2 separate regions of the Homo sapiens genome follow, and region 2 is linked to region 1. A link is an interaction called in ENCODE POLR2A ChIA-PET data of the cell type or tissue named here. Cell type or tissue: MCF 10A. All regions are shown on one strand. Each heading gives the region's core, and the rest is flanking DNA. Links, peaks and the distances in the headings are about the cores only. Region 1 has its middle 6.9 kb from the start of SDC1. Region 2 has its middle 43 kb from the start of SDC1.

Region 1 (10,267 bases), core at 1,083-9,082:
AGCTTTATTCATCATTGCTAAACATTCAGAACAAACCAAGATATCCTTCAGAAATAGATGAACTGGTACATCCATACAACACAATATTGTTCAGCAAGAAAAAGGAATGTGCTATCAAGCCGTGAAAAGACCTGGAGGAACCCTAACTCCACATTGCTAGATGAAAGTAGCCGATCTGAAAAGGCTGCATACTGTGTGTTTGCTTGCAGCTATTCGACACTCTGGAAAAGGCAAAACTACAAAGACAGTAAAAAGATCAGTGGTCGCAAGGGGTTGGGAGGAGGGAGGAATGAGTAGGAGGACACAAGGAATGTTTTGGGCTGTGAAAGGCTCTGTAGGCTACTGTAATGGTGGAGACATGTCATTATGCATTCGTCAAAACCCACAGAGTGTACACCATCAAGAGTGTAGTCTGATGTGAACGAGGGACCTTAGCGAATGAGAGCATGTCAGTACTGGTTTGTCAGTTGTAACAGATGTATCACACCAATGCAACAGGTTAACCATAGGAGAAACCGTGTGTGGCAGGGTGCGGAGAGGTCAATGAGAACTCCCTGTACTTATGACTCAATTTTTCTGTAAACCCAAAATTGCTCTTTAAAAAAAGGTCTATTAATTTAGGAAGGAAGGAGGGAAGGAAGGAAGAAGTAAGGAAGGAAGGGAGGAAGGGAGGGAGGGAGGGAAGAAGGGTGGGAAGGAAGGAAGGGAAGGAAGGAAGGAGGGTGGGAAGGAAGGGAGGGAGAGAGGAAAGAAGGAAAGAAGGAAAGAAGAAAGGAAGAAAGGAAGAGGGGGCTTCTCCTTACACAGGGCCTGGCTCCTGGTGGGCTCTTGCCAGGTGTGAATTCCCACCCAGCCTCCATCCCAGGGCACTGGTCCTTTCTCCCCTCCAGCCTATGGCTCACTTCCTCAGGTGTGTAATCAGGCTCTCGCTTGCCCTGGGCAACATTCCCACTCCTTAGCTTGGCAGTGAAGGCCTTCACCGGTTGCCCCAGCTTCCTGTCATCCCCACCCACTGCCACTCCCTTCAGCCACTGCCCTGAGCATTTAGGGAACACCATTACTCAGCGGTGCGTAGATGGCCCTGGCCCTTTCAGGGCCTCAGCTGGCCAAGTCCTCCCCTAGCTTGAGCAGCCCTGCCCACTTGCTCCCCTGCCTGACAAACTGCTACTCAGCAGGCAGGTTTCTGCCTGGACGTCAACTCCTCCAGGAAGCCTTCCCTGAACTCCTCCCTGCAACCCAGGACTGGGGCCCCTGGCTCTTGAACCATCTCATCATAGGACTCAAAGATTGCAGTTGCCCCAGGGCAGGGCCCTGCCTTGGACAGCATGCACCCCCAGGCCCTGGCTGGGAGTGGGCGCTCGCTGCAATTTAAGAGCATCCAAAGGACCATGGAGACACAGCGTTTGGGGAGAGCAATGTAGCAGTGGTCTCAGAATCTCCTCCAAGGCAGCCAGGCCACTTCTGTCCTAAGAAAGGTTTGTCAGCTGTGGGACGATGTCCACGTGAGGATATTCAACAGTATTGTTTGTGACAGCAAAGCCTTTAAAAATGGCACCCATCAGAAGGGGAATGGTTAAATAAATCAAGATATAGCCAAACCAGAGAATCCCAAGCAGCCACTAACAAGATTGAGTCTTATCTGTAGATACTGACATTTCTTTTTTTTCCTTTTTTTTTCTTTTTTTGAGATGGAGTCTCGCTCCATTGCCTAGGCTGGAGTGCAGTGGCATGATCTCAGCTCACTGCAACCTCCGCTTCCTAGGTTCAAGCTATTCTCCTGCCTCAGCCTTCTGAGTAGCTGGGATGACAGGCGTGTACCACCACACCCAGCTAATTTTTTTTTTCTTTTTTTTTTTTTTTTGCGACAGGGTCTCTCTGTGTCACCCAGGCTGGAGTGCAGTGGTGCAATCTCAGCTCACTGCAACCTCCGCCTCCCGGGTTCAAGTGATTCTCATGCCTTAGCCTCCCAAGTAGCTGGGATTTCAGGTGCCCGCCAAGATGCCTGGCTATTTTTGTATTTTTAGTAGAGACAAGGTTTCACCATGCTGGTCAGGCTGGTCTTGAACTCCTGACCTCAAGTGATCCACCCACCTCGGCCTCCCAAAGTGCTGGGATTACAGGCATGAGCCACCGCACCCGGCCTCCATTGTGTTTTTGTTTTGATTTTTGTTTTCAGGAGATGGGCGCTCCTAGAGCATGGGTTTATGCTGATGGGAAAGTCATCATTTCCACACCACGGAACACCACTCAGCAATGAAAAGGAACACACTCCTGATGCACACAGCTTGGATGGAGCTCAGATGCAGTCTCCTAAATGAAAGAAGCTAGACTCAAAAGGCTTCCTACTATACAATTCCACTCATAGGACATCTGGAAAAGGCAACACTTACAGAAAACCGATGAGTGGCTGCCAGGAGCCAGGGGTGGGGAAGGAGTTGACTACAAAGGGTGCAGGGAAGTTTTGGGGATGAGTAAACTGTTCCAGATCCTAACTGCAGTGGTGGTTATACAATTGCATGCATTTGAAAACAGACTGTATAACAATAAGGGCAAATTTTACTGTGTGTAAAATATACCTTAGTTTTTTTTTTTTTAAGAAAGGAAAAAATTACATTTTCTTTTTAACATTACATGCCCCCTTTTTTCCACTCATTTTGACTGTAACATAAATTTGAATTATTAAAATATTTCAGACCGGGCGCAGTGGCTCACACCTGTAATCCCAGCACTTTGGGAGGCCGAGGCGAGCGAATTGCCTGAGGTCAGGAGGTCAAGACCAGCTTGGCCAACATGGGGAAACCCCATCTCTACTAAAACACAAAAATTAGCCAGCCATGGTGGCGGATGCCTGTAATTCCAGCTACTCGGGAGGCTGAGGCAGGAGAATCGCTTGAACCCAGGAGGTGGAGGTTGCAGTAAGCCGAGATTGCACCGCTGCACTCCAGCCTGGGCAACAACAGCAAAACTCTGACAAAAAAAAAAAGAAAGAAGGAGAGAGAGAGAGGGAGGGAGGCTTAGAGAGGTTGTATGACTTGTCCAGGGTGGCAGGGCCAGAGTTCAAATCCAGACGGTTTGATGTTAGAGTGAACACATTCAACCGCCGTGCTAGGGCTCTGGAACTCAGATCCCTGCAGGGCCCAGCAGGTAGTGGACCAGCTAGAAAGACACACTCTGTGACTGTGGCTTCCGCTGGTCTTTGCTTTGACTGGATGTGGGTCCAGCATATTAGCTCTTCCAATTCAGCTAGAAAAGTCGGAATTTTTTTTTTTTTTTTTTTTTTTGAGACAGAGTTTCGCTCTTGTCGCCCAGGCTGGAGTGCAGTGGTGCGATCTCGGCTCACTGCAACCTCTGCCTCCCGGGTTCAGGTGGTTCTCCTGCCTCAGCCTCTCGGGTAGCTGGGATTACAAGCTCCTGCCACCACACCCGGCTAATTTTTGTATTTTTAGTAGGGACGGGGTTTCACCATGTTGGCTAGGCTGGTGTCAAACTTTTGACCTTAGGCGATCCACCTGCCTCGACCTCCCAAAGTGCTGGGATTACAGGCGTGAGCCACCACACCTGGCCGAAAAGTCAGAAATCTTGATTCTTACATGCAATTCTCCGATGGAAATCTCCTTTTTAAAATGGTGTAGGCTGGGTGCCAGCACTTTAGGAGGCCAAGGCAGGCAGATCACCTGAGGTTAGGAGTTCAAGACCAGCCTGGCCAACATGGTAAAACCCCATCTCTACAAAAATACAAAAATTAGCTGGGTGTGATGGCGGATACCTGTAGTCCCAGCTACTCGGAAGGCTGAGGCGGGAGAATCACTTGAACCCAGGAGGCAGAGGTTGCAGTGAGCCGAGATTGTGCCACTGCACTCCAGCCTGGGTGACAGAGCGAAACTCAATCTCAAAAAAAAAAAAAAAATAGCATAAGGGGAAAACAAAAACAAAAAAAAGAAAACAAAATAAAATAGTTTAAAGGCAAAACACTTCTACAGGCCAAATGCAGCCCTAGGGGCTGTCCCTTTGCAACCTCTGTCCCATTCCTAGGGAATGCAAAGTCACTTTCTCACCTGTTGAGTGAACTCAGTTACTCATCTGTTACATGAATTTGCATATGCATCCTGGGGCTGGAGGTGAGGCACACCTGTGTGCGTGAAGGTGCGTGCACATGTGCTACACACAGGTATGAGCGCTGACATAACACTATGACTTATACATCCTGGCTGCGGTGAGCTCAGGAATCTCTTCAGAGCCCAGCCCAGATTCTCCCCTGCGGGCTTTAGAATCTCCAACTTCTCTATGATTTCTAGGGTCCTACCTTGTGCCAGGTAAAGTGCTAAGTGTTTTATATGTATTATGTCAGAATGCTTAGGAACTTGCCTAAAATGAGTCTATCTGCCTCTCCCAGTGAATCCCACTGTGGGTATCCACGGCATCACTAGCATGCAGGGGGCACTTACACGTGTGTGCCAGGCCCTATGGAGGGCTTAGCTCATTCAATGCTTTTGACTCTTTGAGGTAGGTACTAGTATTTCTCCAATTCACAGAGGAACAAATTAAAGAGCAAAGAGGTTACTGCTTGCCTGAAGTCACACAGCTAAAGTAGCTCAAAGAATGTGTAGAAGAACCGGCTGGGCAACATGGCAAAACCCCATCTCTACAAAAAATACACAAATTAGCCAGGCATGGTGGTATGTGCCTGTGGAGGCTGGGTGGGGAAGATCACCTGAGCCCAGGAGGCAGAGGTTGCAGTGAGCTGTGATTATGTACGTCACTGCACTACCCCAGCATGGGTGACAGAGTGAGACCTTGTCTCAAAAAAAATCAAAACAACAACAACTCCTCCCAGCTCCCCCCCCCCCGCCCCTCCCCTCACAAACAGCATATTGCATGCAGCAATTAGCAGGGCTTTGTAGAGTCTGTCCCTGGGCAGCCAAGGCGGGTGGATGACCTGAGCTCAGGAGTCCAAGAGCAGCCTGGCCAACATGGTGAAACCCCATCTCTACTAAAAATACAAAAATTATCCGTGTGTGGTGGCAGGCACCCGTAATACCAGTTACCCAGGAGGCTGAGGCAGGAGAATCACTTGAACCCGGGCAGTGGAGGTTGCAGTGAGCCGAGATTGTGCCACTGCACTCCAGTCTGGGTGACAGAGCAAGACTCTGTCTCAAAAAAAAAAAAAAAAAAAAGTCTGTCCCTAGCAAAGCAGGTGAGGTGGGACAGGGGGAGCTACTTCCCTGCTCCAGCCCGAAGAGCACCAGCACGGGCTCCCCTTCCCCACAGGGGCTGAGTCACAGAGAGCCTGGTGCTGCTCAGACTCCAGATCCTTGATGATGCCCTGCAGGGCAGGGGCTAGTGTGAGCCAGTGGCGAGTGGCCTCACTCCAGGAAATTGCTCAGGGTGACTGGGCCTAGCTGCACCTGGGAGGGTGTGGCTGGTGTTGGCACTCCTCCCTGCTGGAGAGCTTCCTGTCCAAGCTTCCAACAAAGGCAACAAAGGCTCATCCTTGAGGCAGCCTAGAACTGAGTCACGAGCCCCGGGGTGATCTACCAAAGGACTTCAGCACCCAGTGCTGCCCCAGCCTAGGCAGCCACTTTACACACTGATTCGGCCCCTCTGACGCTAGCTGTTTACGTAAACCAGGTGGAAATGGACCCTCACCAAGGATTTTCCACATTGCACTGTTCCTCTCCTTCATCCTTCTCCAAGCCTCATCGCATCCCACCTCCTCCATATTATTCAATCCTGGCTCCCCACATTGTACCTTCACGGCCCCTGCATAGGGTGTCCCAGCCCACAGTCTCCCTCCCTGCAGCCTGCCCTTCGCACAGTGGCCAGAGGATCTTTTCAAAATGCAAACCACTGGCTCCTCCAGCCTAGGCACGGCCCGTTACTGGCACACACTGCTCAGGCTCTCTCCCTCTGATCCAGCCCTTGCCAGAGGTCCTGTGCCCCGGCCAGTCCAGCCCACCTCAGACTCCTTCCAGTTCCTGAACATCCTGAAGCTCTGTCTTGCTTCTTTGCCTGCTCTTTGCTGGGTTTCCTGTTTGGAATGTCCTTTCCCTGCTCTATCTGCCTGCGGTAGGCTGAATAATTACCCTTAAAAGATATCTATATCCCAGCCCCTGGAGCCTGTGAATGTTAACTTATAGAACAACAACCAATACAAGGTGGTGGTGGTGGGTCTTTGCAGATGTGCAGATGTGATTAAGAATTTTGAGATAGGGGCGATTATTGGGAATTATTCCAGTGGGCCTTGCATGCAGTCCTGTATTCTTACAAGAGACAGCCAGAGGGAGATTTCACTATACACAGAGAAGAAGGCAATGTGAAGATGGAGCAGAGAGAGCTTTGAAGCTGCCAGCTTTGATGACTGGAGTGATGGGACCACAAGCCAATGAATACCAGCAGCCACCAGAGGCTGAAAGGGGCAAGAGATGGATTCTCCCTAGAGCCTTGAGAGGGAGCACCAACCTGCCCACACCTTGATTTCAGCCCAGTGAAACTGATTTTGGACTTCTGACTTCCAGAACCGTAAAAGAATGAGTGTTTATTTATTTATTTATTTATTTAGAGATAGGGTCTTGCTTTGTTGCCCAGGCTGGAGTGCAGTGGCATGATCTTGGCTCACTGCGGCCTTAACCTCCCAGGCTCAAGCAATCCTTTCACCTTAGCCTCCCAAGTAGCTGGGACTACAGGCGCGTGCCACCACACCCAGCTAATTTTTTTGTTTTGTTTTTTTTGCAGAGGTGAGGGCTCACTATATTGCCCAGGCTGGTCTCAAACTCCTGAGCTCAAGAAATCCACCCACCTTGGCATCCCAAAGTGCTGGGATTACAGGTATGAGCCACCTCACCCAGCCTAAGTGGGTGCTATTTTAAGCCACCAAATTTGTAGAAATTTATTACAGCAGCCACAGGAATCAAATACACTGCCCAAATCCTGTTTCTTGATCCACGGACAGGTTCTAATGGCTTCCCACCCACCCTCAACCTTCCTCATCATTGAAACCTTTGGGAACTTTATCCCTGCGTCCGGAATCCATCATTTCCTTACTGCTGCTGATGAACAGGTTAGTATTGCACGCACTTCTTTGTTTTATAATGATTGTTTAGTTCAGTTTTTCCCCAAAGACTGAACTCACAGAAAATGAAAACCTTATGTTTTCACTTTGGTATCTCCGGCACTCAGCCCTGGGCCTGGCTCCCAGTAGGGTCTCTGCAGCATAGCACTGCCGCATTGCACAACTCCACAGGCACCATTCACACCCGATGCTATGGACTGTGAATCTCTAGAGCACGATTCCACAGGACCCACCCTCCCTCCCTTCCTTCCCTCTCTTTTTCTCTTTGTCTTTCTTCCTTCCCTCCTTCTTCCTTTTTTCTTTCTTTTTTTCTTTCTTTTTCTTTCTTTCTCTCTCTATCCCTCCCTCCCTTTTTTTCTTTCTTTTCCTTCTTTTTCTCTCTCTCTCTCCCTCCCTTCTCTTCTTTCTTTTTCTTTCTTTCTTTCTCTGTCTCCCTCCCTTCCTTCTTTTTTCTTTCTTTCCTTCCTTTCCTTCCTTTTTTCTTTCTCTTCCTTTTTCCTTTCTCTCTTTTCCTTCCTTTCTTCCTTCCTTCCCTCGTTCTCTCTTTCCTTCCCTTCCTTCCTTCCTTCCTTTCTTCTTTCTTTCTCTCTCTGTCTCTTTCTCTCTTTCTCTCGAGTGCAGTAGCACAATCTTGGCTAACTGCAACCTCTGTCTCCCAGGTTCAAGGGATTCTTGTGCCTCAGCCTCCCGAGTAGCTGGGATTATGGACATGTGCCACCACACCAGGCTAATTATTGTACTTTTAGTAGAGATGGGGTTTCACCATGTTAGCCAGGCTGGTCTCGAACTCCTGGCCTCAAGTGATCCATCCACTTTGGCTTCCCAAAGTGCTGGGATTATATGCATGAGCCACCGCACCCAGCCAGGATACCATTTTCATGGAAGACACTGAATCATGCTTCCTGGAACTGGGTAATGCTCCATCTCTAGACATATTTATCAAATAAATGAACTATACTCCACTCTCCTCCTCCAAAACAAAAAAGTTATTCCCATAGACAAAGGGTTCCTAGGCCTCCCTAGGATGATGGGCACCATGAGGTGATAAAAGTGGTCCCTTACGGGGATCGCTTTGGGGAAGTAGATACTCTGATTTGGATGTGTAAATTCCAATGATATCTACAAAAGGTGTATTATTCTCTCTCTTTCCTGCTATCAAATATTAGAGGCAACTTAGAAGGCAAGGGAAATTATAAGTTAGAAAGGGACAGTCAGCACAGGGGCAAGGCAGGTTTGAGGTTGAGAGCAGAGAAGCAGGACATAAAGTCCAATCCACTTGCTGCACACTGAATCCCCAGATGATTTGGAGCTGCCAAAGCACGAAAGTGCAGACACACTTGGTTACATATTTCTCAATATCTAAGAATGAACATATGGCCAGGCACAGTGGCTCACGCCTGTAATCCCAGCACTTTTGGAGGCCGAGGTGGGTGGATCTCCTGAGGTCAGGAGTTCGGGACCAGCCTGACCAACATGGTGAAACCCATCTCTACTAAAAATACAGAAGTTAGCCAGGCATCGTGGCGGGTGCCTGTAATCCCAGCTACTTGAGAGGCTGAGGCAGGAGAGTCACTTGAAGCCAGGAGGCGGAGGTTGCAGTGAGCCGAGATCATGCCATTGCTCTCCAGCCTGGGGGACACAGCGAGAGTCCGTCTCAAAAAAAAAAAAAAAAGGATGAACATATTCGTTCCTTAGACGAAACCAAAACTTTCCACTGCTTCTAGGTCTTCATGTCTCACAACAGACCCAAGGACAGCTCCGCAGCCGTGGTGGGTGAGGGGCTTCCTCTGGAGTCCCCCGATGGCACTCAGGGCCATGCCCCTGCACTGGGACCCAGTGAGAGCCAATCCTACGGTGCATTAGAGGAGACATACGCCAGTGTGGCCTTCAGACAGTTCTCTGAAAAACCTCTCCAACATGGCTCCTTCTAGCCTACACCTCTTTTTTGGGCAGGAATTGTCCCCAAACTTAACATACAGTCTGGGGCTGGGAAACTGGCTGGGCTGCCTCCTAGAGGCTCTTTGTAGCAGCATCTTCAAAGCCATTCCTCTCACCGTCCTCCTGAGGCACCTCTTCTTCCTTTTTCCAGTTGTCCTCCCCATACTCTTCTGAGATGATTCACTTAGTCTTATACAGAAGAATGAATTCATCAGTGTATTTTTAGGATTAGAATTGCTGGCAAGTGAGAGAAAATTCAGAGAAACAGTGTCCTAAACAAACAAAAAGAGACATTTTCCCATCATGTATAAGTCTGCGTGGGCAGTCCAGGGATGACGCTATACTCCATGGGGCAGGGACCCATGCTTCCTTTAACTTGTTCCTCTGCTGTGGATGGCCTCTGTTCCCATGTTCACTTCATGGTCCAAGAAGGCTGCTTCAGAGGCAGCCATCAGATCTGTATTCCGCCCAGGAGAAAACAGAAAAGGGAAGGAGAGCATGCTTGACACCTTTCTGAAAGTGCATGTACCACTTCTGCTCATGTGCCACTGGCAAGACCCTAATCATGTGGCTACGCGTGGCTGTAAGAGAGGCAGGGAAAGGTAATCTTTATTTTAAATAGCCATAAGCCCAATTGAAATTTAAGGAATCTCTTACTGAGAAAGAGGAAAACAGATGTGATAAGTAAACAGAAGTGTCTGCCCAACCAGTCGGCAACTAAAGGCTTCAGCAAAACATTTCCTAATGGGAAGGATGGTCAGACTCAAACAGCAATAAGATATAATTTTACTTGCATCAGCTGGCAAAATATAAAAGGCCCAACACCAAGTCATAGGAGGATGTAGAAAAATGGAAATGCTCATAACTGCTGTTGGGAGTGTAAATTACTATAAGCCCTTTGGAGAGCAATTTGCTTAGAGCAATTGCTTACAACAATTCCTGAGAAAGTTGAAGATGTTTATACCTATAATCCAGAGCTCTACTTCTAGAGAAAGCCTCACACATGCACTCAAGAAGACAAGTATAAGGGCCAGGCACGGTGGCTCACGCCTGTAATCCCAGCGCTTTGGGAGGCCGAGACGGGTGTATCACCTGAGGTTGGGAGTTCAAGACCAGCCTGACCAATATGGTGAAACCTTGTCTCTACTAAAAATACAAAATAAATAAATAAATAAAAAATTAGCCGGCCTGTGGTGGCGTGCGACTGTAATCCCAGCTATTTAGGAGGCTGAGGCGGGAGAATTGTTTGAACCCGAGAGG
Region 2 (9,016 bases), core at 1-8,000, 50 kb after region 1:
GAGGGCAGGGGTGAGCCCTCGGGCAGGAATTCAGGGGCCTCTGGCCTTGTCAGCTCCCTGAGGCCAGGGGGGATGGGGAGTGGGAGCCAGGGTGGAGGAACCATGGACTGGCCTGAGGAAGCAGTCCTGCCTGGAGACCCTGCTGAGGGCCAACATTGTACAGCCCCGGCTCCCTCCAGGGACCCTGCCCTTGGAGATCACAGCATCCTGCCGGGAAGTCACATATCAGACCTCTGGGGCTTGGCTACCTGTGAGCCAGCAGGGAACACTTGGTCAGGTGTCAGGGAGAGGCTTTCTGGCTGGCCTGGAATGGTGGGTGGGATTTTCCCATGGGAAAAGCCTGGAGAACAAAAAAAATAGGAAAACCAGGTGAGGCGGGGAGGTGAGTTGGTGGAAGGGTGGGAGCTGAGGCCTGGAGCCTGCCTCTGTGGGAGAAGGGAGGCTGTGGGCAGATGCTGGTTCCTCATTTCCCTGTTCCCCTGCAGCACCCGCAGAGATGGCTAAAGCAGGCCACCCTCAAAGGGCACAGTGTGCTCTCATGAGTCAGGGGCCAGGCTGGGGAGCACCCTCTGAGCCCCGCTTCCCAGTCGGCCTTCCAACCATTCCCTCCCAGCTTGAGGCCACTTCCTGCAAGAGTTAGTCAGCTCTGCTCACATGCCCGGGCTGGGGGTGCTCAGACCGCACAGTGAGACAGCTGTCTTGGGCCCCCTGGACGCTTCCTTTGTGCTGCCCAGGAGAGAGCCTGCCCTCTTACCCGCCACCCCACCCCACAGCTCCAAGTCTGTGGCACAGCCTCCTGGGAAAGGAAGTCCTCGGGCCACTCAGCCGCTCCGCCAGCCACCTGGAGGAGCCCCGGAGATGAACTGTGGGCTTCTCCTCACTGTCTCCTCCTCCTCAACCCTGCAGTTCTGGCCTTTGCTTTTCCCAGTTACTTCCTCAGCAGCTGCGCTTTGATTCCAAGACCATCAGCACGCACAGGAAGGGCTTCCAGGAAGAGGCAGGCCCTGAGCTGGTTCCTAAAGTGCCAAGAGGACCTGTCTAGGACTCCAGAAACTTCCAGGAGTCAGGGAACCTGGGGCAGAGACAGTCCTGAACGCTGTGAATGGGGCAGCTCGGCCTCTCCTTCCCCGCCCTCCAGTCTGACCCTCAGATTCTCTTCAGGCACAGCTGGAAGTGGGATGAGGACGACAGCAGGGGGAAGAAGGCAAGACTAGGTCGAGGAATTCTGTCTGTGGGACAAAGAAGTTTATCTGCCTGGTGGGGTCTCTGGGTGCAGCGAGCTACCTGTGAACATGCTAGGGGGATTTAGAACCCAGTGGGAATGACACTGACAGGCAGGGAACAGAGAGAAGATCGGGCCATTCTTTCCTCATTGCCTCCGCCATCCTGAACACATGGGCATTCCTGGCTCTCATACCAGCCACGTGCCCCCTCTCGGCTTTTCCCTGGAGCCCCTGGTGATTTTAGGATGTTTTCTCCCCATGCTGGGCTGCTGTGGGGGACGTAGGGGGAGGCAGCCCTGGGGGCCCAGTGCATACAGCTGGGGGTTACGCCAAATGCACTGAACAGAGGGACACTGGAGACGGGACTCATGACAGGCCCTCCCCCACCCTGCCAGTGAGACCGATGACTTCCTGAAAAGGGGTTACATGGAGGGTTGGCAACATGGAACATTTGATGTGACCCGAGAACTTCCTGTTCAAATGACGCCTGGGGCTCTTGACCTACTCCCGAAAGTGTCATGTGCACAGTCGGAATGAGCCCTAGGAAGCGGGACTTCTCCAAGCAGAGCTGCTTGCAGGCTGTGCCCACCTTGGGCACCGGGATCCAGGCTCTCCTACTCCAGAGGGCTCTTCTGAGTTGCTGCCGCAGAACCTGCTTGGTGGCCTGTGGCTCACGACGTCAAAGGAGGAGGCATCGGGAAGTGGATGTTCCCAGCAAGAGGGTCTTCTGATGTCCCCCACCCTCCTCAAAGCACCAGGGAAATTGGATCTTAAAAAGGGCCTTGGGAACCCAGTGCTGAGCCCTTCAAGGTAAGTAAGGTCAATGACAGCCATGGCCCGAGGTGAAGCCAGAGAGTGTTTGCTTTCCTGGGAGAAGGCAAACTGAGCAGTGACTCAATTGAGAAATATGCCATCGAGTGCTTGTTTCTGAAACAACAATGTAATCAGAAGTCAGTCCAACTAGGAATGAGCAGTGAGGCCTGAGGAGTTAAGCCCCCACCCTCTGCCACCTGTGGTCCCGCCCCAGCACCAGGGCCCACCTCCGAGGAAAGCATAGATCTGACCTCCTGCCCCCTGAAAGCCCCAAGGAATGGATGGCTAAAGGAAGATCTAAGCCCAGTGCCTCCCCTATGGAAGCACTCCAGCCTGTTCAGCTTTCCTGGCTGATGGGCAAAGGTGTTTTTTGGCTGGCAGCTCTGGCTTTCTTTAACTGCTGGCACCTCCAGGGATGGAGTCCTCCCAGACCTCTCCTGTGGGTGCAGCAGGAGACCCAGGAACTCTAGGCTGAGTTCATGCATCTGAGAGCCTTGTTCCTGCATCCGAAGGGGAAGGACAAGGCCAGCAGCCATCTATTCACTGACCCCTCTCCATGGCTCCCAGGCCATTCCTGACATGGCTTGTCTGGGAGAACTGGATGGATCCTGGCTAAACATGGTAGAAAATCAGAGCTTCAGGAAGGCTGGATATACATGTGCATTTATCCACCTGGATGTTTGCAGGCACTGCCTCAAAGTTATCATTTCCATCCCAAACACCAGCCTCTCCCCCTGGGTATCCTCTCTCAGAATCTCCATCCCCTCCATTGCCTGAGCCAGAGATGCAACTGCTCCTGGAGATTCCTCCCTCTCTGGAATGCTCCTGGTTCCACCTGTTGAATGTCTACATATGTCTTGGTTCCAGCTCTTCCTTCACCCTCATCACCACTGTCCTGGTTTACTGCTTCATTTTCCTTCATCAAGATGATAGCAATAGTCTCCTAGCTGGTATCTTTACCCAGTCTTATGCCCTCTATCAATCAGGCAGGTCGAATTCAAATTTGGGTAATTTGAGAAGAGTGTACAAAGATGTGGGCAAGGGGCAGGGAGACCCCCTTGAATCTCTGAGGTGAGCTGGGAGAGTGCTGTGACTTTTCCAAAAAGATGCATCCAGGTTGCACACAGCCTGCAGGAGGGAGTCAGGGAGAACCCTGCTCTCCTCCCTCCCCTCATCTCCTTCTGGGGGTCCCCAGTAGCTGAGTTGTCTGTCCACAGGAGGGTGAGGGAGCCTGTGGATGCTGTCTGCTCAGGTTGGTCTTCCTAGTACAGGGCAGCCGAGAGAAGGTTCTGGAAGGTGAAGGAAGGATGTTCATACAGACATGCAGACATATTCGTCACATAGCACCAGGGAGACATTTCTAAAACACATACCTGGACATGAGCCTGCTTAACATCCTGAGAATAACCAAAACAATTGTGTGAATGAACAGCAAACACCATCGTCACCCCCGTGGGTCTCTGGTGCGGGATAGGCACCAGCCTCAGCCCCTTTCACAAGATCTAACCCTCTCTTTCCATGCATCATGACCTTCAAGGTCAATGCCAGTGTCCCATTTTACAGCTGAAGTAACTGAAGCTCGGAGAAGCAGACGCCTGCGTCTCACATTCAGGACCTGGTAACACTGGAGTCTGAGCACGGGGCTGAGTCAGCTGTGACAACATCTCTTCCTGGGGCCTTCGAGGCCCTATGGGTTTGTCCTCAGCCCTCTCCACTCTTGGCCCAGCCCTGCTGCTCCTCGCTCCTGGGACTCCTGGGCTGCAGCCAACCTGAGTGACTGGACTCAGCCAACTAGACTCCAGCCAACTCTGGAGCCTCCCTGCTCTCTCGCCTATCTGAGCCTTTTGGGGAAGGTGTGTACGAACGATGGCCCAGAGGCCACAGTATTGCCTCCATGCCTGCTTTTGTACGGTCTGTGAGGGAAAAATGCTTTTTACATTTTCAACGATTGAAAACTTCAAAAGAAGAATATTTTGTGACATGCGAAAATGTGGCATTTTAATGTCCATAAATAAAGTTTTATTAGAACACAGCCCCGCCCGCTTGTGTGCCTTTTGTCTATGGCCGCTTTTGTGCTGCCGTGGCAGAGTTGAGTAGTTGAAAATATTTTCAAATACTCACTATCTGACCCTTTACAGGAAAGGTTTGCCAACTCCTGCTGAGTTGTATGGCTTTATGACACACAACTCAGTCTTCACTGTATTTTTTTGTGCGTTTAAATTTCACCTGTAATTAATGAATATATGCACATTATGGAAGATTCAAACAAGGCAAGGGTATGGGGGAAAGTACAGGAGTCCCCTGTCCCCACCTCCTTCCTCGGGTGATTGTCATTAACACCTCCGAGGCTTGCAGATACTGCTTCTGCTTCCTCTGTCTGCGTTGCCCTGTGCTGCTTCTGTTTCACAAAATCCCATCACACCTCAGGGCCAAGCGCTGCCGCCATCTGGTCTACACCCTCTGAAAGCTGCCCCTGGCCCTGTCTTCCTGATGCATGTTGCTCCAAAGGTAGCATCTCATAGAGACTGACAGCATGGGTGCTGGACCCGCTGCCTGGGTCTTAGCTGGGCTCTGCCACCTACTAGCTGTACATCCCTAGGCTGTTGCTTACTGTCACTATGCCTTAGCGTTTCCCTCATCCTTAAAATGGTGGTCATGGAATGATCTATGTGCTTCACAGGCTTGTGAAGCCCATGTAATAAATAATTAAACACATATTGGCCAGGCACACTGGCTCATGCCTGTAATCCCAGCAGGCAGAGGCAGACAGATCACCTGGGGTCAGGAGTTTGAGACCAGCCTGGCCAACATGGCAAAACCCCTTTGCTACAAAAATACAAAAAATTAGTCTGGCGTGGTGGCGTGCGCCTGTAATCCCAGCTACTCAGGAGGTTGATGCATGAGAATCGCTTGAACCTGGGAGGTGGAGGTTGCAGTGAGCTGAGATTGCACCATTGCACTCCAGCCTGGGCAACGGAGCAAGACTCTGTCTCAAAATAAATAAATAAATAAACAAACAAACACATGTGACCTGCTCAGAACAAAGTGTGGTATACAGACGGTGCTGCTAGGGAGCCATCATGGTAGCTGGCGCCCATGCAGCCCGCATCCATGCCTGGCTCCCCAACCAGGGTGCAGGCCCCCGAGGCAGCAAGCGCATCCTCTCTACTCTCTTCTTCCTCAGGGCTTAGCCCAGACAGGAGCTCAGGAAACAAACAGCGATGCTGCAAGAAGGCCGCATGACAGGCCTCAGGGCCAGGGCCTCAGGTGTCCTGAGAGAATGAGGGCACCATGGGAGCCAGAATACCCAGGTCTTCTCAGGCCGGGCTGTGAGGATGTCCCAAGCACATGACCCAGAACTTGGGGTCCCTGAGGCTGGGCAGGTGAATCTAGGACAAAAAAAGGCACAACTTCTCAATAAGCGGGAGCCCACCCTTTTTTGATTGTTGAGGGGCCTTCAGAGAGTCTGAGGATCACAGTGTCTCTTGGCTGTGAGGAGGGGCCAGGGAGCTCCGGCAGGCCCAGACCTGGGCACCCAGACTCCTAGGTTCTTTTGGAGGGGCACCCGGCAAGGCTGACTGAGCCCTCAGATCAGCTGGGAGCCCTCATCAGACCAGCAGGGTTCAGACTTTTCGGAACACTGAGGAGGGGGAGTGGGAGTGGGGTAAAGGCACCTCCACCCCTCCCACCTTCACAGAAAATTATCTTTCCCCCTCCCCACCCCCACACATAGTGCTGTCCCCCGAACCCCAGATGTACATCCCAACCTTCTTCAGTCCTCCTAGCTTTTGAGGCAGTGAAGCCAGATCTGAAATGGACACACGGTTTACTTAGGGTAAAGGACTTTAGTGCTCCACTCAACAAGCAAATAAAAGGCCGAAGCCTCGGGCGAGGCTGGGGTGGACAGGTGTGGCAACGTCCGCGAATCTGGAGACAGATTTGGCTCCGAATGAGCTGTGAGTTCTCCACCACCACCACCATGCAGGCTCTGGCGCTTGAGACCCCGGATGCTCCCAGGGAGGGGCCCAGGGGCTGGTGTGGGTATGGGCACATGCCTGTGCTTCCCCGAGCAGCCAGGGCCAGAGACCGGGCTCCACAAGGCTCAGAGGGTTCATGGAGAAAGGGGAGGAGGGGCCTGAGGCGTGGCTCCCTGTCTGTCATGGGCCTGGGTGGGCGGGTCCTCCTGCGTCCTCTAGTCCAGTCTGGAGTCTGATGCTCTGTGGCAGGAGCAGCTTGGGACAGGCTTAGGTGACACTGTTTGAGGAACATCTCCCTTGAGGCTGGTCTCATCCCAGCAATGGATGGCTGGCAACAGGGGCTGGAGTCTGCATGGGCTGGAGTGGGAGGATGGCATCAAATGTGATTGTAGTCACATCTGCACATCTGGCTAGGCTGTCCCTTGTTTCCCTCCAGCTTCATGTCTCTTGCTTCTGGGAGCCCGCCTGGCCCTGCCCCACTGGGCCAGCCCCTGAGTCGGGTGGTGGGTGCGGGCGGCGGGTGCGGCCACCATTGTGCAAGGGGTGAGCTCACCCGCCGTGCCCAGCCTGGCCTGCACTGGCCTGCCCGCTGCTGGTTAATCATTGTTCAAACACCCTGGCAGGCAAGTGGGCTGTGGAGGGAGACGTGACAGGGCAGGGCTGCCTCTGCCAGGTCTCAGCAAAGCTCTGCCAGCAGGCCCAGGGCCGGAGCCGCTCCCCAGGACCCCACAGAGAGCAGCCTGCAGTGGGGCTGAGACCACCTCTCCTAATTCCTTAGGAGGAACTCAGTAAATATTTTTGATAGACTCAAAGAACACCCCTTTGTAGGTTTCCTGTTTTGGGGTAAACACCCAGCAGTTTAGTACCATAGCTATGAGGGTGGGCCCCAGAGTCCAAAAGCTTTGGGTCAAACCATAGCCCTGTCACTTATGGGCTGTGTGAACTTGGCCGAATTTCATAATCTCTCTGTGCCTCAGTTTCCTGGGCTGTACAAAGGAGTTGATGATGATAATAGTGCCCTCCTCATAGGACTGTTGGGAGGATTAGGATATATATAAAGTGCTTACTAGGCCCATCGCCCCGAACCAAGACTGAAACACTCATCACGGCTCCCAGCTCATGGCCACCAGATGACGGGCTGGGCTGGTTGTACACTCACATGTTCTGCTGTGAATTAGGTACAACTTTCCCCACTTCCCAGATGAGAACACCTGGGCTCAGGAGAGGGATGGAGAGGGATGTTACGTGTGAAGCAGCTACTGAAGGTCACAAGATAGAAATGACAAAGCTGGGTTTCAAGCCCAGGTTCATCTGCACCCAAATGCCATGTTCTTCCCATCACCCAGCCCTGCCAGGCTTGCAGATCAAAGGTGCAAATCTGAACTTGCCAGGCAATTAAATGCTGCCCATGTTCACTGACATTCTCTGAGCACTGTGGGTAGAGGGGTGGTGAGGAGGCTCTGGGCTGAGTTTGCTGTTAGAAAGACAGAGATCAACAATGCCCAGCCCAGTCCCTGGGCCCAGAGAGCCCTCGATGGATGAGGAGAGAGCATGAGCTGTTCACTGCCCGGCAGAAGCCCAGCACCACCATGGCTGAGACCCAGGTGGCTCCAGGACCCCCAGACAGGCAGGGTCAAGGAGGCAGTTGGTGGGAAAAGGGCCTTGAAGCGGCACACTGTGTTTGATTTGTGTGATTTTTTTCAGCGTGTGTATATTTGGCATGGTTTAGGTGGGGGCGAGTTGCAGAGATCAGAGGCCTAGAATCCCCTTCTGCCTCTTACCCCAGGCTTCCCCACGGTGCTGCTACTAGCTGGGACTGAGTAGAGACAGCCATAGAGACAGGTGCCAGACTCCTGTTAAGGGCCCTGTCGGAGGAGCACTCGTCTCCTGGGAAGAGTCCCAGCCCTTGGCGAGGGCTCTTTGGTCTACTTCAGAGCCGCACCTTGAGGGAGAGTTCCGGGTGTCGGGCAGCTTGCCCTGGGGCCTCTGGGGCATTTGTGGGGCCCCATGGGAGCCTGCACACCATGGGATAGGCAGCTAGGAAAAATCCGTGTCAGACACGCAATCTGAGACCTTGGGAAAGAAAGGACCTTGTGGCCAAGGAATGTGGCTCAGTGACCTGTGTATGTGTACGTGTGTGTATGTGTGTGTGCGTGAGCACGCGTGTGCGCACGTGTGTGTGTCTCTCTGTATCTGTGTGTGCATGAATGTGCAATGAGAGCTGGCTAGGGCAGCAATGTTCCTCCTCAGAACACTGAAATTGGTAATGGTCATCTGATGACAGCCCCGGGAACTTCTCCCTGCCTCGCTGGCATGCCACCCTTCCTTCCCCTTCCTAGGGGACACCCACTCACACCTGCCCTCACTGTAATGCCCAGTGGCCCCTGCCTTCTCAGCCTCTCCTCATCCAAACAGGCTCTCAGAATATCCTCTGAGAAACTCACTTCTCCTGAGCTGTTGGTGGCTGAAAATGAGGCCTCCTGTGTGGCCCTCCCAGCCACTCTCACCTTCCAGGGACAGTCCTCCTGTCCCTACGTGCGCAGCGTCAGCTATGCCCAGGGAGGACCTTGGCTTTCTAGGACACAGAGGCAGCCTGCTCTTGCCTGGCTCCTGCTGGAGATGGAAGACATGCCCGGCTGTGGACTACAGGCAGCTGAAACCAATCACAGCCACCATGACACATTCCAGCCTCTGAGGCCAGACTGAGCCATGAGACTCTCCTACCTACTTGCTGACACACCTGAGAGGCCTCGGGCACAAGGAGACACTTCCTGGCCATAGTTGAAGCCACAGATATAGGTGTCGGGGGACATAGGTGAGACGCTGGTGGGGCAGGAAAAGTGCGTGTGATGCATGGTGTTGGTGCCAGACAGGTGTATGGAAGATATTAGAGAGATCCTAAAAGGAGTGAAAAAGTTGTAATCTCCTCTCCCATCTATCCTCTACACACACCTCCAGTATTATTTTTTCTATCTCAGCCAGTCTAGCTATTCAATGATACAT

What was found. Peaks named below come from ENCODE experiments on the same cell type or tissue, not always from the same donor. Only the 100,000 strongest peaks of a DNase experiment are listed, where the experiment ranks them.
Region 2: POLR2A ChIA-PET joins it to region 1 with 15 read pairs; 13 of 35 experiments call an interaction of 5 or more read pairs at or near these places.

What each region holds. Positions count from the first base shown.
Region 1 is chr2:20,226,931-20,237,197 of GRCh38, reverse strand. No RefSeq gene overlaps it. Among named protein-coding and RNA genes, the nearest start is that of SDC1, 6.9 kb to the right of the region's middle. RefSeq lists enhancers at 516-1,074, 1,075-1,633. In MCF 10A, for the core only: no CTCF peak of the experiment used is centred there; DNase peaks (open chromatin) are centred at 4,187 and 5,397.
Region 2 is chr2:20,177,428-20,186,443 of GRCh38, reverse strand. No RefSeq gene overlaps it. Among named protein-coding and RNA genes, the nearest start is that of SDC1, 43 kb to the left of the region's middle. In MCF 10A, for the core only: a CTCF peak has its summit at 6,570; DNase peaks (open chromatin) are centred at 2,093, 3,773, 6,213 and 6,583.